2 separate regions of the Homo sapiens genome follow, and region 1 is linked to region 2. A link is a loop called in an ENCODE intact Hi-C map of the cell type or tissue named here. Cell type or tissue: K562. All regions are shown on one strand.

Region 1 (8,000 bases), 61 kb before region 2:
CTCTCATACTGCGGTGGACATACCTCTTCCACCGGCAAAGAAGACTCATCAGTTTAGGGGCCTAGTGTCCCCAGCTTCATCAGGGTCTTCTCACACATCCCCATTCCAACTTTCAGAATTTCACTACTTCCTAATCATTTTAACAGTAGACAGCCTATAGGCCTGAAAGTTCAACTTGTGTTGTAATTCAGCCAGTTGCAGGATGAGATTCTATGTTTAATTTTAATCAATCTCAACCCTGTGGCTACAGAACATAAGGAAACTCTGTTAGGGCAAATATAGAAGCTTTCACATTATTTGCACAGTTTAAGCAGAGAACTTAGGCTCATCATTTTCTTTTACCTTGACAGGATCAAGTGGCGAATGTCATTATATTCTTTAATTTGAGAACGATACCTGAAATATGTAGTCACTTAGATCCTTGCTTCTTATAAGTGGTTATTTGGGAGTATTTAATGCAGATATTTTGTGTCTCCCTATTGCCAGATTATGCTATGGACTATCAGTCCTCTGTTTACCACTAAAAATAGACACTAGCATCTTTAAATATAATCAGATTAGAGAGCCAATTCTAGAAACCCACAACCAATTAAGAACACGAATCCTTAGCATTCTGTTTCCTTAGAACCAATCTTAGTACCAGAATTCATTTCTCAGGGTTCACCAGAGAAACAGAACTAGTAGGATTAATTAATTAATTAATTAATAGAAATTTTGCTCACATGATTATGGAGGCTGACAAGTCTCAAGATCTGGAAGGTGGGTGAGTTAGCAAGCTGAAGACCCTGGAGAACCCTGAAACCCTGGAGAACCCTGAACCCTGCTGATATAGTTCCAATATGAGTCTGAAGGTCAGAAAACCAGGAGAGCTGATGTAGCTGGAGTCCAGTGGCCAGCAGACTTAAGACACAGGAAAAGCCTGTGTTTCAGTTTGAGTCTATCTTAGTCAGCGCATGCTGTCATAACAAAATACCATAGACTGTGTGGTTTAGACAACAGAAATTTTTTCTCACTGTTCTGGTGGCTGAAAGTCTGAGAACAGGGTTCCTGAATGGTAGAGTTCTGCTGAGAGCCCTCTTTTTGGCTTGTAGGTAGCTGCCTTCTGGCTGTGTCCTCAGGAGTTGGAGGGAGAGGGGTTCTGGTTTCTCCTCTTCTTATCTCCTCTTATGATGGGAATAGTGTTCTATTCCCATCACGGGGGCCCCATCCTCATGATCTCATTTAATAACCTCTCAAAGGCCCCACCTCCAAAGACCATCACATTATGGGCTAGGGCTTCAGCATATGAGTTTTGGGGGATACCAACATTCAGTCTATAGCAGAGTCTGGAAACAGGAAAAACCGATGTCTCAACGTGAAGGCAGCAGGTAGGAGGAATTCCTTCTGACTTGCAAGAGGGTCAGCTTTTATGTTTTTTTTTCAGGCCTTCAGCTGATTGGATGGGGCCCGTCCACATTAGGGAGGGCAATTTGCTTTATTCAGATTACTAACTCAAGTGTTAATTCATCCAGAAACACCCTCACAGACACACCCAGAATAAGGCTTGCCAAAATGCCTGTGTACCCTGTGTCAAGTCATATTGAAACATACAGTTAACTACACCTATCCTAGCCACCCTTCCTTTGTTGCCCCTTGTGTCCTGAAGGCCTTTCCATTTCTTCTGATCCATGTCTTTATCCTGGCCACTGCGTGATATCGCATGTAATTTTGAATGAACAGAATTGTCTGGGATTCTTTACTGGTTGTTTGTGTTGTGTCATTTACTAAATTCTAAACTTGTATATGGTGATGGCAGAGATTTTATTTACTAAACAGGAGATGTATATTTTCTATATCCTCCTCAATGGAAAGCAGGTGGATGTGCAACAAATGTTTATTTATGTATTTATTTATTTTTTTGAGATGGAGTCTTGCTCTGTCACCCAGGCTGGAGTGCAGTGGCCTGATCTTGGCTTACTGCCTCCCGGGTTCAAGTGATTCTCCTGCCTCAGCCTCCTGAGTAGCTGGGACTGCAGGTGCGTGCCACCACGCATGGTTAATTTTTTGTATTTTTAGTAGAGATGGGATTTCACCATATTGGTCAGGCAAGTCTTGAACTCCTGACCTCGTGATCCACCCGCCTTGGCCTCCCAAAGTGCTGGGATTACAGGCATGAGCCACCGCACCTGGCCCAACAGATGTTTATTTTATTTAATTAATTAATTTATTTATTTTGAGACAGAGTCTTGCTCTATCACCCAGGCTGGAGTGCAATGGCACAGTCTCAGCTCACTGCATCCTCCGCCTCCTGGGTTCAAGCAATTCTCCTGCCTCAGCCTCCTGAGTAGCTACATGTTCAATCCATTTGGAGAGTATGTTTTCAACCAGCTGGTTTCCCTGGAAGGCAGCTAGGGAAAGTGAGTGTTAGTAAGTTTGAGTCAGACAAGGGTTTGTTAGTCTTCCCCTCAGCCCTTGTGCAGCAACTCACTCCTCGGGCTGTGGGCCATGACAGAAAGGGAAGGACTACTTTGCTTCCTCACTCTTGCTGAGTGAGAGCAGCTGGATCAGAGGACAGTGAACGTCTGCTCAGGATTACAGTCATTCAGGCATACCTAGGAGATGTCCCTAGGCCCCAGACATTGCTTGAGAAGCTGGGAGTAGCTTACATTTGTCTGAGGCAGGGTTTCTTAACCTTATCACTATTGGCATTTGGGCTGGGTAATTTTTTTGTTGTAAGAAGCTGTCCTGTACATTGTAGGATGTTTGGCAGCACCCCTGGCCTGGACCACTTACTAGATGCCAAGTAGCACCTGCACTCTGAGATATGACAACCAAAAATGTCTCCAGATATTGGCCAATATGTCCTGGGAACAAAAGCATTTGAGAACCACTGATCTTGAGCTTTGTTATTTGCAAAGAAGTTTCACCTATGTTATCATGTCTGAGAGGCATTATAGCTCTGTAAATCAGGCAGAAATCTGTTCTTTTCTCTATTTTACACAGCTGGACAAGTTGCAGGAAAAGAAATAGAACTCATGTCTTCTGACTGCAAACTTTTTCTCTTTATCTTAAGGCTCCTAGAGATAAGTAAGTAAAAGTGATAGTAACTTGCCCCCTGAAGGAGATGCCAATTTTGAGTTGAAGAACAAAAATCTTTGTTAAATTCCAAAAGTTTTGATGAAGGGACACCATTAATCACTTTGCTCTTTTCATGTGTTGGCTCTTAACTTTATTTTGATGAACTTTCATTTAGTCCTTTTGAAAGGAAAGTAGTTTAGATTTCCTTTCTGAAGTGTCTAGTTTTATTTTTGACTACTAAGGTTTCCAAATCTTTCATGTCCTAATTAAATGTGTTCACTTCCTCTTGAAGATGCGTCATTGTGATAACAGTGTGTATGTACCTTCCCAGTGGTGTTTTCCAAGAAAACCAAAATACAATACTGCTTTTAAAAACAGAAGTTTGCAGTAATTGTTACTGAGACTCGATCAGAAAACTGGAAGTACTGAAATACGAATTCGAAAGGCACAACATTCTGAGACTATACATCTTTTACTTTCTGGGTTTTGAAAAGAGGAAAGAAGGCTGGGTGCAGTGGCCGATGCCTGTAATCCTAGCACTTTGGGAGGCCAAGGCGGGTGGATCACCTGAGGTCAGGAGTTCGAGATCAGCCTGGCCAACATGGTGAAACCCCGTCTCCACTAAAAATACAAAAATTAGCCTGGCATGGTGGTGGGCGCCTGTAATCCCAGCTACTCAGGAGGCTGCAGCAGGAGAATTGCTTGAACCTGGGAGGTGGAGGTTGCAGTGAGCCGAGATCGCGCCATTGCACTCCAGCCTGGGCAACAAGAGCGAAACTCTGTCTCAAAAAAAAAAAAAAAAGATAAGAAAAGAAAAGAAGAAAGAAGCATATTATTTTAAATTGGCATCTGAAGGTAAAGAAGTAAAATTTGCTAAATAGGGGTAAGAATATACTGAAGTTTGACATTTTAACTAGATTAAAATACATTTTTTCTATCTATATTTCTTCTCCTTTGCAATGCACTTTCACTATGCTTAGATATCAGATTTAAAATTTATAATTTTGGAACCACATTGCTAGTCATAATTATAATTATTAATATCCAGTTAGGACCTACTTTGTGCTCTACTGTATTTCAGGAGCTTCAGTTTTTCAGGGAGGCAGAGTGCTGAAGCACAGGATATGACTAAGCAAGTTGGCAACATCTGCTTTTTCTGTTAGAAAATGCTTTGACCTTTTCCAGATGCTGGACATTTTGCAAATTATGTAGCCTCTTTGAACCTCAGTTTTATCACTTATAAAATTAGGTATTAATTATTTTGTGAAGACTAATGAAAAAATTATGTGCAACCATATTAATATTAACTTAGTATTAATATTAATAATTTATTAACAAAACATATATAACAATATATAATATACCATTAATATTGTCAATTAATATTTAGTATTAAAATTGTGATGTGATATAAAAAATAATAAAAATTAGTGAAAGCATTATTAATACCAATATTAATTAACATGAATGGTAATCATTATTTTTGAGTATGTTGAATTGCTTTTGAACAGTTATGAACATTTCTGGCCAACAAAGTGGGTTGCTATTTGAGGAGTTCCCTATTTTTCTCCAAATTGGACTTATTTATTTTTTGTGTTTTTAATTTGTGGTTTTATTTTTGAAAGTACCAGTGTTACTCCCCTATGGCCTGAACAAATCCTATGGACAGGAGCTGATCTGTTTACATTACACAAATATGACCGAAGAAAGGGTAGAGTTTATGCATCACTGATTATGCTTATTTTGGGAAAAATGTCTAGACCACAGGTGATGACACTGGCATTTTTAAGGAAGTGCATAACTAAATTGTTGAGTCTGGTATATCTCAGTAAAATGTTCCTGCATTTTTTTTTTCTTTTTTTGTGGTTGAGACTCAAATGTCTCATGGTTAAAAAAAACCATATTTCTTCTTGAAATTTCTTAGTAGCAACACAGAAGGCTGTTTACAGATAACAGAACCTATCCTACGGCCTAATATTTATTGGGTCTCAATAATTGCCTATTGAACTGAAGAAGGTGCTCATATTACATGAAGTTTGTTACAGTTGTTAAATTTGTTTTCCACTTGTATATGAGGTGAAAAAAATCCCCTAAAACCCTGCTCTAATAGACAACTATATCTAATTTTGCATTGCTTTTCTTTTTTTTGGTATTTTATATAGCCGCAGTACATTCTCTGTTTTCACTCTCCTTTTGTAGTTGGCCCTCCTTAACCATGGGCTTTGCATCTGTTGATTCAACCAACTGCAGATAAAAAGTATTTTAAAAAATTGCATCTGCACTGAACATGTACAGGCTATTTTTCCTTGTCATCATTCCCTAGACAATACAGCATAACAAGTATTTACATAAAATTTCCATTGTATTAGGTAGTATAGGTAATCTAGACATGATTTAAAGTATATGAGAGGATGTGCATACGTTATATGCAAATACAATGTCATTTTATATAAAGGACTTGAGCATGTGTGAATTCTGGTATCAGTGGGAGGTCCTGGAACAAATCCCCAAAGGATACCTAGGGACAGCTGTACTTTAATATTACAACATAAGCAGTTTTGTTGTTCTTTCAGGCATAATTTTAAAAAGATGCATAATAGTTTATTTAGTAGATACCCTATACTTTCTATAATTGTTTACCTGTTATTGGGAACTTGTGTTGCTTTCCAATATTTTAATGTTACAAAAATGCTGCAGTGAACATATTTACATAGAAGGCAATTTTCAATAGTATTTCATAATCCTTACTTAAAATGGCTTTCCACGTGTGGTGGAATTACTGGGCCAAAGGGCACAAGACATTTTTAAGGTACAAAACATTTTTTTTTTCTGAAGCACAAAAGTTTCTAATTTGATTTAAATTGAGGTTCAATTTATCTATTTTTTTTCTTTAGTTGTTTGGGCTTTTGGTGTCATAACACAGAGAAAAATGGACAAATCCAAAGTCATGGCAAAATAAATCTACGTTTTCGTCTAGCAGTTTTATTTATTTTTATTTTTTTAAAATTTTACTTTAAGTTCTGGGATGCATGTGCAGAATGTGCAGGTTTGTTACATAGGTATACATGTGCCATGGTGGTTTGCTGCACCTATCAACCCATCATCTAGGGTTTTTTTTTTGGGGGGGGGTAAACTTTTTTTTTTATTACGAAGATAAACTTTGTATTTTTTTATTTTATTATTATTATACTTTAAGTTTTAGGGTACATGTGCACAACGTGCAGGTTTGTTACATATGTATACATGTGCCATGTTAGTGTGCTGCACCCATTAACTCGTCATTTAGCATTACCTATATCTCCTAATGCTATCCCTCCCCCCTCCCCCGACCCCACAACAGTCCCCAGTGTGTGATGTTCCCCTTCCTGTGTCCATGTGTTCTTATTGTTCAATTCCCACCTATGAGTGAGAACATGCGGTGTTTGGTTTTTTGTCTTTGCAATAGTTTGCTGAGAATGATGGTTTTCAGCTTCACCCATGTCCCTACAAAGGACATGAACTCATCATTTTTTATGGCTGCATAGTATTCCATGGTGTATATGTGCCATATTTTCTTAATCCAGTCTATCATTGTTGGACATTTGGGTTGGTTCCAAGTCTTTGCTATTGTGAATAGTGCCGCAATAACCATACATGTGCATGTGTCTTTATAGCAGCATGATTTATAATCCTTTGGGTATATACCCAGTAATGGGATTGCTGGGTGAAATGGTATTTCTAGTTCTAGATCCCTGAGGAATCGCCACACTGACTTCCACAATGGTTGAACTAGTTTACAGTCCCACCAACAATGTGAAAGTGTTCCTATTTCTCCACATCCTCTCCAGCACCTGTTGTTCCCTGACTTTTTAATGATCGCCATTCTAACTGGTGTGAGATGGTATCTCATAGTGGTTTTGATTTGCATTTCTCTGATGGCCAGTGATGATGGGCATTTTTTCATGTGTTTTTTGGCTGCATAAATGTCTTCTTTTGAAAAGTGTCTGTTCATATCCTTTGCCCACTTTTTGATGGGGTTGTTTGTTTTTTTCTTGTAAATTTGTTTGAGTTCATTGTAGATTCTGGATATTAGCCCTTTGTCAGATGAGTAGGTTGCGAAAATTTTCTCCCATTCTGTAGGTTGCCTGTTCACTCTGATGGTAGTTTCTTTTGCTGTGCAGAAGCTCTTTAGTTTAATTAGATCCCATTTGTCAATTTTGGCTTTTGTTGCCATTGCTTTTGGTGTTTTAGACATGAAGTCCTTGCCCATGCCTATGTCCTGAATGGTATTGCCTAGGTTTTCTTCTAGGGTTTTTATGGTTTTAGGTCTAACATTTAAGTCTTTAATCCATCTTGAATTAATTTTTGTATAAGGTGTAAGGAAGGGATCCAGTTTCAGCTTTCCAGTTTTCCCAGCACCATTTATTAAATAGGGAATCCTTTCCCCATTGCTTGTTTTTGTCAGGTTTGTCAAATATCAGATAGTTGTAGATATGCGGCGTTATTTCTGAGGGCTCTGTTCTGTTCCATTGGTCTATATCTCTGTTTTGGTACCAGTACTATGCTGTTTTGGTTACTATAGCCTTGTAGTATAGTTTGAAGTCAGGTAGCATGATGCCTCCAGCTTTGTTCTTTTGGCTTAGGATTGACTTGGCAATGCAGGCTCTTTTTTGGTTCCATATGAACTTTAAAGTAGTTTTTTCAATTCTGTGAAGAAAGTCATTGGTAGCTTGATGGGGATGGCATTGATTCTATAAATTACCTTGGGCAGTATGGCCATTTTCACGATACTGATTCTTCCTACCCATGAGTATGGAATGTTCTTCCATTTGTTTGTGTCCTCTTTTATTTCATTGAGCAGTGGTTTGTAGTTCTCCTTGAAGAGGTCCTTCACATCCCTTGTAAGTTGGATTCCTAGGTATTTTATCCTCTTTGAAGCAATTGTGAATGGGAGTTCACTCATG
Region 2 (8,000 bases):
TAATGAAGCAAATACAATTATCCATAATCCAAACATCCAGCCACACTTCCTTTTAATAGTTTGCTATATTCTATGCACATACATCCAAAAATTCAAAATGCTAATATTACTTTGAATCTTGATCTTTTTCATGTGAATATATTACAGATGAAAGTCTATCTTCATCCTAGGATTATGTACATAGTTATGAATATTTTCTTCCATGGCTATTATGGTCTAATTTTAAATATTTAAATGTGTAATTCCTCTGAAATTTATTTTGGTGTACGGTGCTTAATGACGATCTAATCATCTACATTTTTTTCCCAACTGGTTAACTATTATCTCAATAACACTTATCAAATAGCCATCCTCATTGATTAGAAATGCCACTTGTATTATACTAAATTCTTATAAAAAGGGTCTTTGAAAAGTTCATAGAAAATGTAGAATATAAAGAAAACTATTTCAAAAATTTTTTGCACCACAATAAACTTATAATAACTTGTGATAAAATATCTGAACAAGATCTAGCTTGAGGCACTAGGAAGAATAAGACATCAGTTTGAAGAAAGTCCGTATCAGGAGCAACACGAATTCTGCTAAAATTGAAGCAAGAACAAACATCAAATTTATGGTGAAGCTTGATTGGAAGAATGGTGAAACCATCAATCCTTTGTGATAAATTTATAGAGACAATGCCCCAAAGAAATCAGTAGTTTACAAATGGATAACTTATTTTAAGAAAGGACAAGATGATATTGAATATGAAGCCCACCGTGGCAGACCATCCACATCAATTTGCAAGGAAAAAATTCATTTTGTTTGTGCCCTAATTGAGGAAGACTGATGATTCACAGAAGAAATAATAGCCTCACATATGTCTTAACTGATTCCGCTTACACAGTTCTGACTGAAAATTAAAGCTGAGCAACTTCTCACTCAATGGGTTCCAAAATAATTGTTCCCAAATCAGCTGCAGAAAAGAGCAGAGCTTTCAATGGGAATTTTAAATGAATGAGATCAAGACCTTGAGACATTTCTTTGAAGCACTGTAATAGGAGATGAAACACAGTTTTACCAGTGGGACCCTGAAGACAAAGCCCGATCAAAGCAATGGCTTTCGAGAAGTGGAAGTGGTCCAGTTTGCAGACAGGGCAAGAGCAAAGGTCGTGGCAACATTTTTGGGGAACACTCAGGGTATTTTGCTTGTTGACTTTCTGGAAGGCCAAAGAACAATAACATCTGCTTATTACAAGAATGTTTTGAGAAAGTAGCCAAAACTTGAACAGAAAAACAAACAGGAAAGCTTCACTAGAGAGTCCTTTTTCACCATGACAATGTTCCTGTTCCTTCCTCTCATCAAACAAGGACAATTTCATGAATTTCGATGGGAAACGATTAGGTATCCATCTTGCAGTCCTGATTTGGCTCCTTCTGACTTCTTTTTGTTTCCTAATCTTAAAAAAAATCTCTAATGGGCATGCAATTTTTTCCAGCTAATAATGTAAAAAAAGACTACATTGACATGGTTAAATTCTCAGAATCTGTTTTTTTTATTATTATACTTTAAGTTCTAGGGTACATGTGCACAGCATGCAGATTTGTTACATACATATACATGTGCCATGTTGGTGTGCTGCACCCATTAACTTGTCATTTACATTAGGTATTTCTCCTAATGCTCTCTGCACCCCCCACCACCCCACGACAGGCCCCAGTGTGTGATGTTCCCCACCCTGTGTCCAAGTGTTCTCATTGTTCAATTCCCACCTATGAGTGAGAATATTTGGTGTTTGGTTTTCTGTCCTTGTGATAGTTTGCTCAGAATGATGGTTTCCAGCTTCATCTGTGCTCCTACAAAGGACATGAACTCATACATTTTATGGATGCATGGTATTCCATGGTGTGTATGTGCCACATTTTCTTAATCCAGTCCACCATTGATGGACATTTGGGTAGGTTCCAAGTCTTTGCTATTGCGAATAGTGCCGCAATAAACATATGTGTGCATGTGTCTTTATAGTAGCATGATTTATAATCCTTTGGGTATATACCCAGTAATGGGATGGCTGGGTCAACTGGTATTTCTAGTTCTAGATCCTTGAGGAATCGCCACACTGTCTTCCACAATGGTTGAACTAGTTTACACTCCCACCAACAGTGTAAGAGCATTCCTAATTCTCCACATCCTCTCCAGCACCTGTTGTTTCCTGTCTTTTTAATGATCGCCATTCTAACTGGTGTGAGATGGTATCTCATTGTGGTTTTGATTTGCATTTCTCTGATGGCCAGTGATGATGAGCATTTTTTCATGTGTCTGTTGGCTGCATAAATGTCTTCGTTTGAGAAGTGTCTGTTTATATCCTTTGCCTACTTTTTGATGGGGTTGTTTGATTTTTTCTTGTAAATTTGTTTAAGTTCTTTGTAGATTCTGGATATTAGCCCTTTGTCAGCTGATCTTTGACAAACCTGACAAAAACAAGAAATGGGGAAAGGATCCCCTATTTAATAAATGGTACTGGGAAAACTGCCTAGCCATATGTAGAAAGCTGAAACGGGATCCCTTCATTTCACCTTGTACAAAAATTCTTTCAAGATGGATTAAAGACTTAAATGTTAGACCTAAAACCATAAAAACCCTAGAAGAAAACCTAGGCAATACCATTCAGGACATAGGCATGGGCAAGAATGACTTCATGACTAAAACACCAAAAGCAATGGCAACAAAAGCCAAAATAAACAAATGGGATCTAATTAAACTAAAGAGCTTCTGCACAGCAAAAGAAACTAGCATCAGAGTGAACAGGCAACCTACAGAATGGTAGAAAATTTTTAGAATCTCAGTTCTTTAAGGATGGACTAAATAGTTGGTATCATCACTTACAAAAGTGGCTTAAACTCGATGCAGCTTACGTTGAGAAATAAAGTTTATATTTTATATTTTTATTCCATTTTCTCATGAACTTTCAAAAGTACTCTCATATATATTTCCAAAGATTCAGTTCTACTCCATTGGTATGTATTTCTGAAAATTTGGTTCTACTGCATTGGTCAGATTATGACTCTAGTGCCACCTCATTAAAAAATGTACTATAGCTTTATAATATGCATTCACATCTGGTTGGGAAATCTCCCTGCTACTGTTGTATTTCTAATAGTTTTTGCTTTTTGCTTCCTTTTCTTTAGGCTTAGCTCCCTTGTTGCTTGTTTGCTTTAACCACAAGTCTATATAATTCTGCTCCTTCACAGCCCAACATAATTGGGAAAAAATGTACCACCATGCTGAGTGTCTGACTTTAAATTTATGATTACTCATCTTAAGTATTATGCTCCCCAATAATAGTCCATATTTCCCTATACTATTTACTCTCTCACTCTTCTAGATGATCATTTTGTACCATCTCTTTTCTCTTCAAATCTTTCGTTCCCAATCCTCACCCTCAGTTGTAACCCCTGCTTCCTCCTCAACCTTCTGCTTACTAAGCATTTGAGAGCCCCAGGGTCCTCTTCACTTTTCTATGTACAGTCATTGCCTAGGTGAGCTAATCCAAGCTCATGACTTTAAGTGGCACCTTTACACTAGCAATTCCCAAACTTACAGTCCCAGCCTCGACCTCTCCCTTTAACATCAGTGTCTAGCTGCTACTCATCTTTACTTTGAAGTATAACAGATATGTGAAACTTATAAGTTCCAAATTGAACTTCTAAATGTTTTCCCCCAAATCTGCTCCTCTCATGGTCTTCCCCATTTTAGTATAGGGCAACTCTATTTTTCCAGTGCCTCAAGTCAAAAGACAATTGAGATTGTTCTTGACTTTGCTCTTTCTTGCTTACCACACACCTGCTCTGTTAGCAAATTCTATCACATCTGCTTTCAGAGTATTCTCACAGTCTGACCCCTTCTTAGCATTCCTGCAACCTTCCAGGCTGGAGGCATCATTATCCTTATTGCAATAGCCTCTTGGCTGGTTTCCCTGCTTCTTCCCATCACAGCCCTTCCAATGTGCTCTCAGCAAGTGGCTGCAGTGATAATGTTAAAACATGAATCAAATCATGTCATCTCTTTACTGAACCCCAAAACAGTTGTCCTCTTTTATCTAAACTTTCTGTAGTTTCAGTTACCAGTGGTCAACCATGGCCTGAAAATATTAAATGAAAAATTGCACAAATAAACAATTCATAAGTTTTAAATTTCCACTGCTCTGAGTAGCATGATGAAATATTTCACCATCCCACCCAGGACATTAATCATCCCTTTGTCCAGTGTGTCTATGCTGTCCATGCTACCCGCCTGTTAGTCACTTCATAGCCATCCGGCTTATCAGATCAACTATTGTGGTATTGCAGGGCTTGTATTCAAGGAATCCTTATTTTACTTAATAATGGCCCCAAAGCATGCAAAAATAGTGATGCTGGAAATCTAATTATGCAAATGGAAGCTGTAAAGTGCTTCTTTTAAGTGAAAACGTGGAAGTTCTCAGCTTAATAAGGAAAGAAAAAAATTGTATGTTGAGGTTGCTAACACCTATGGTAAGAAAGAATCTCTTATCTGTGAAACTGTGAAGAAGTAAAAAGAATTTCATGCATTGTATACATAGGGTTTATCTATATAAACTATCTGTGGTTTCAGGTATCCACTAGGGGTCTTGAAAAGTATCTTCCTTGGAAGATTGCATTCTGCCATTCTTATTTCATCTACCCCTCTATCTACTCCCTAGACCCTCTTGATTATTACTTTCAATAGAGCTTTTAGAAATTACATTTTGCATTATAAATTATAAATACATGTAAATATTAATTCATTCCACCTTAGTAAGTCACGTGCACATAATGTCTTTTGATAAAAATAGACTATAATGAGGAGAGTAAACGTTGTACTCTATCTGAACTGCATCATTGAGGACATGAAAAATGACTTCGTCACATTTTTTGAGGTTATGTATTTACAACTGTGGTCTTTATCAGCACCACTTAAGATTTCAAATATGGTAGGTGCATAATATCATTTTGCTATATTCCTTTTTGTCCCTAATAATGTCATTATGTCTGGGTCTACTTTATCTGATAGTAGTATAGTCATTTCTGCTTTTATTGATTATGCATGATATATCTTTCCCCATCCTTTTACTTTCATCCAACCTATGTCATGTTTGAAGTGAGTTTCATGTAGACAGTATATAGCTGGATTGAGTTTTAAAAATCTACTTTGCCAATCTCTTTCAGTTTGTGTAAGTCTGACATTTTATTATTTGTTTTCTGTCCATTCCCTCTGTTTCTTGTTTTTCTTCATTTCTTGGCTTCCTTTGGGTAACTTACACATTTTTTAAGAGTTTCATTTGTATTTATTTATAACATCTTTGATTATATCACTTTGTGTAGTTTTCTTAGTGGTTGCTCTAGGTATTTCTGTGTATATACATAACTTACCTTAGCCTACGGGTGTTGCTGTTTTACCACTGTTAGTGGTAACCTAAGTTTAGAAACCCTATTTCCATTTCAGGTCTCTTTAGCTTCTTCTGCTTCTAGATATAATTGTCTTAAATATTTCCTTTACATATATTGAGCATCACATCAGATGGTATTAGAAGTTTTACATCAACTATGAAATATGATTAATGAACCTCATGAAGTGAAAGATGGTCTATTATATTTGCTGCTGTTTTTTCTCCTTCAGTTGCCCTTCTTTTCTGTCTGAAGGCCCCAGCCTTCTCCTGTTACCATTTTTGCTCTGTTTGGAGAGTTTGTAAGCTCTTTAAGTGTAGGTCTACTAGAAACAAATTCTCTTGATTTCCCTTAATCTGAGGATGTCTTTGTTTCTCCTTTGTCCTTGAAAGATAGCTTTGTCAGGTGCAGGATTCAGAGTTAACAGTGTTTTCTCTAAGTACTTGAGAAATCGTTCACCAAATTTTTTTGTGACCTCTATGGTTTCATATGAGAAATCTGCTGTCATTTGCTTTGGTGTTCCTTTACAGGAATACTTCCTCTCCTTCTCTTTCCTCTCCTCTCCTCTGCTCTCCTCTCCTCTCCTCTCATCTCCTCACTTCTCCTCTCCTCTGCTCTCCTTTCCTTTCCTCTCCTCTCCTTTCTTGTTTCCCTCCATCCACCTCCTCTCCGGAAATTAGTTTCTATTGTACTGGCAATCTGATGAAGGACTGACTAGTGAGTAATCCTGGAAGCAAATCCTCCAGCCTTAATCAAACCTTCAAATGACTGTAGCCCTGGCTGACAGCTTAACTGTAATCTCCCAGGAGACTTTGAGCCAGAACCACCTAGATCATTCATGACCCACAGAAACCACGAACTAATAAATTCTTGTTTTAAACCACTGAGTTTTGTAGTAATTTATTATGCAGGGTAAGATGACTAATGCAAAAATCCCATTAATTAGATCAATGTCCCACAATGGGTAATTACTATCACACATACAATAGAGCAGATATTTCATTTTTATGATTGGATAGACCTACTGGTATGCAAATTGGGAATCAGCATTTATAATATGTGCTGCATATATTTGAGGGAAAAGTGCACAATGGCCTTTTGTTTTGTTCATCACTGAAATCCCACATTATAGGAGAAAATATGTTTTGTTTAGTTGCTGATGATCTCATGAACTTCAATATAGCCTGGCAAAGGTATGTTGGGGCTCATAATTCCAGGATACTCACTATGTTTGCAGAAAGAATGGGTGTTACTCTGCTAAAGGAGGTTAAGCCCAAGCTCTATTTCACCTTATTTTTTAAAGGAGAATAGTTGATTAATAATACATCTTTCGATCTTAATTTATGATTAAAGGAAATAGTGAGACTTGTGGATACAATCAGGTAACAGTCACTGGCTATGCATCTTTTCAGTGCTGTGTAAGTTAATGGAAAGCATATGAGTATAAGACTGTCTTTTCCACATTGAGAACACTAGATGTCAAGAGGAAAGTTGCTCCTACGAGTTTTAAAAATAACAGCTGGGTTAAAAAGATTTCTTCATGACACCGTGATACTGAGAATGATGATAATAACCATTCAAACAATTTCATATAGTTAGAACTTCCAGTAAGTAGTTCCTGGATCCCCCAAATTTGAGTAAACACTTACCTGACACATGGAAGACATTAAATGACAGTTATCATTTTATTATTTTTTGGATATGTATTATTTTTTGAGTGCTCCCTAAACGTTTGACACTGTAATAAACACGAGGAATATAAAAATAAATGTGACCATCAAGGAGTCTAGAAAAGGGAGAAAGGCACATACACTAATCATGTGAATGCCAGACAGACATTGCTATGCTGGAGGAATTCACAGAGAACATGAAGAAAGGCATCTAGCTCAATTTGGATGGGTGGCTAGAAAGGCTTCCTGTAGGAACAATATTTGAGAAGAATCTTAAGGGAATAGTGACAATAGAGTACGTAATTTGTTGGGGGCTGATTCATGACACATTTCTATATATTTTAGAAGCCAGAAAAGCAGGTGTTCATCCTATTTTGAGGTGCTCAACCAGGACTCTCACTTGGTGGGAGGCTATCCCATTTCTCTACAGAGTTGGGCTGTATTTTCGTGGTGTAGTATATATATATATGCATACCCTTCTTGCAGTAATTTGCCTTGTTTTCTCAAACTGTATGTTTGCAAAAGCTGTTTCTACTCTCTTTGATATTCTTTACTCATCATCCATTGAACTCATTCACACCCAGCCTTCAAATACATACTCATCCTTCACATTCTTTCTTTAGAAGTATTTCCCACTACCCTAGGTTGAATTGGTTATTATCTCTCCATCCTTCTTACTCTTGCACACTCTTTACATTCATTAATGATTATCTTTGTGCATGTGATCCGGGATAGTTTTAACTTTTGGAAGACAGGACATATGTCCTATTGTGATGGTTTCATTATTATTCTAGTCAGGTTAAGCACTTATATATCACTCCATAAGCATTAAGGAGTTAAAGTTTAGAGGAAAAGAGTTTTATGATTAGATTTGCCATCTAGAAATATGACTTTTGCAATAGGGAG

What was found. Hi-C counts contacts between places; a loop is a spot of excess contacts. Peaks named below come from ENCODE experiments on the same cell type or tissue, not always from the same donor. Only the 100,000 strongest peaks of a DNase experiment are listed, where the experiment ranks them.
Region 1: it touches region 2 in a loop (2.9-fold over the local background); 2 of 110 quality-filtered maps call a loop at or near these places.

What each region holds. Positions count from the first base shown.
Region 1 is chr1:173,326,745-173,334,744 of GRCh38, reverse strand. All of the region lies in intron 2 of LOC100506023 (a long non-coding RNA gene), which reads left to right. It also overlaps a transcript of TNFSF4 not described here. Among named protein-coding and RNA genes, the nearest start is that of TNFSF4, 120 kb to the right of the region's middle. RefSeq lists an enhancer at 734-833. In K562, no CTCF peak of the experiment used is centred here; a DNase peak (open chromatin) is centred at 4,164.
Region 2 is chr1:173,265,884-173,273,883 of GRCh38, reverse strand. All of the region lies in intron 2 of LOC100506023 (a long non-coding RNA gene), which reads left to right. It also overlaps a transcript of TNFSF4 not described here. Among named protein-coding and RNA genes, the nearest start is that of TNFSF4, 63 kb to the right of the region's middle. In K562, no CTCF peak of the experiment used is centred here; a DNase peak (open chromatin) is centred at 4,273.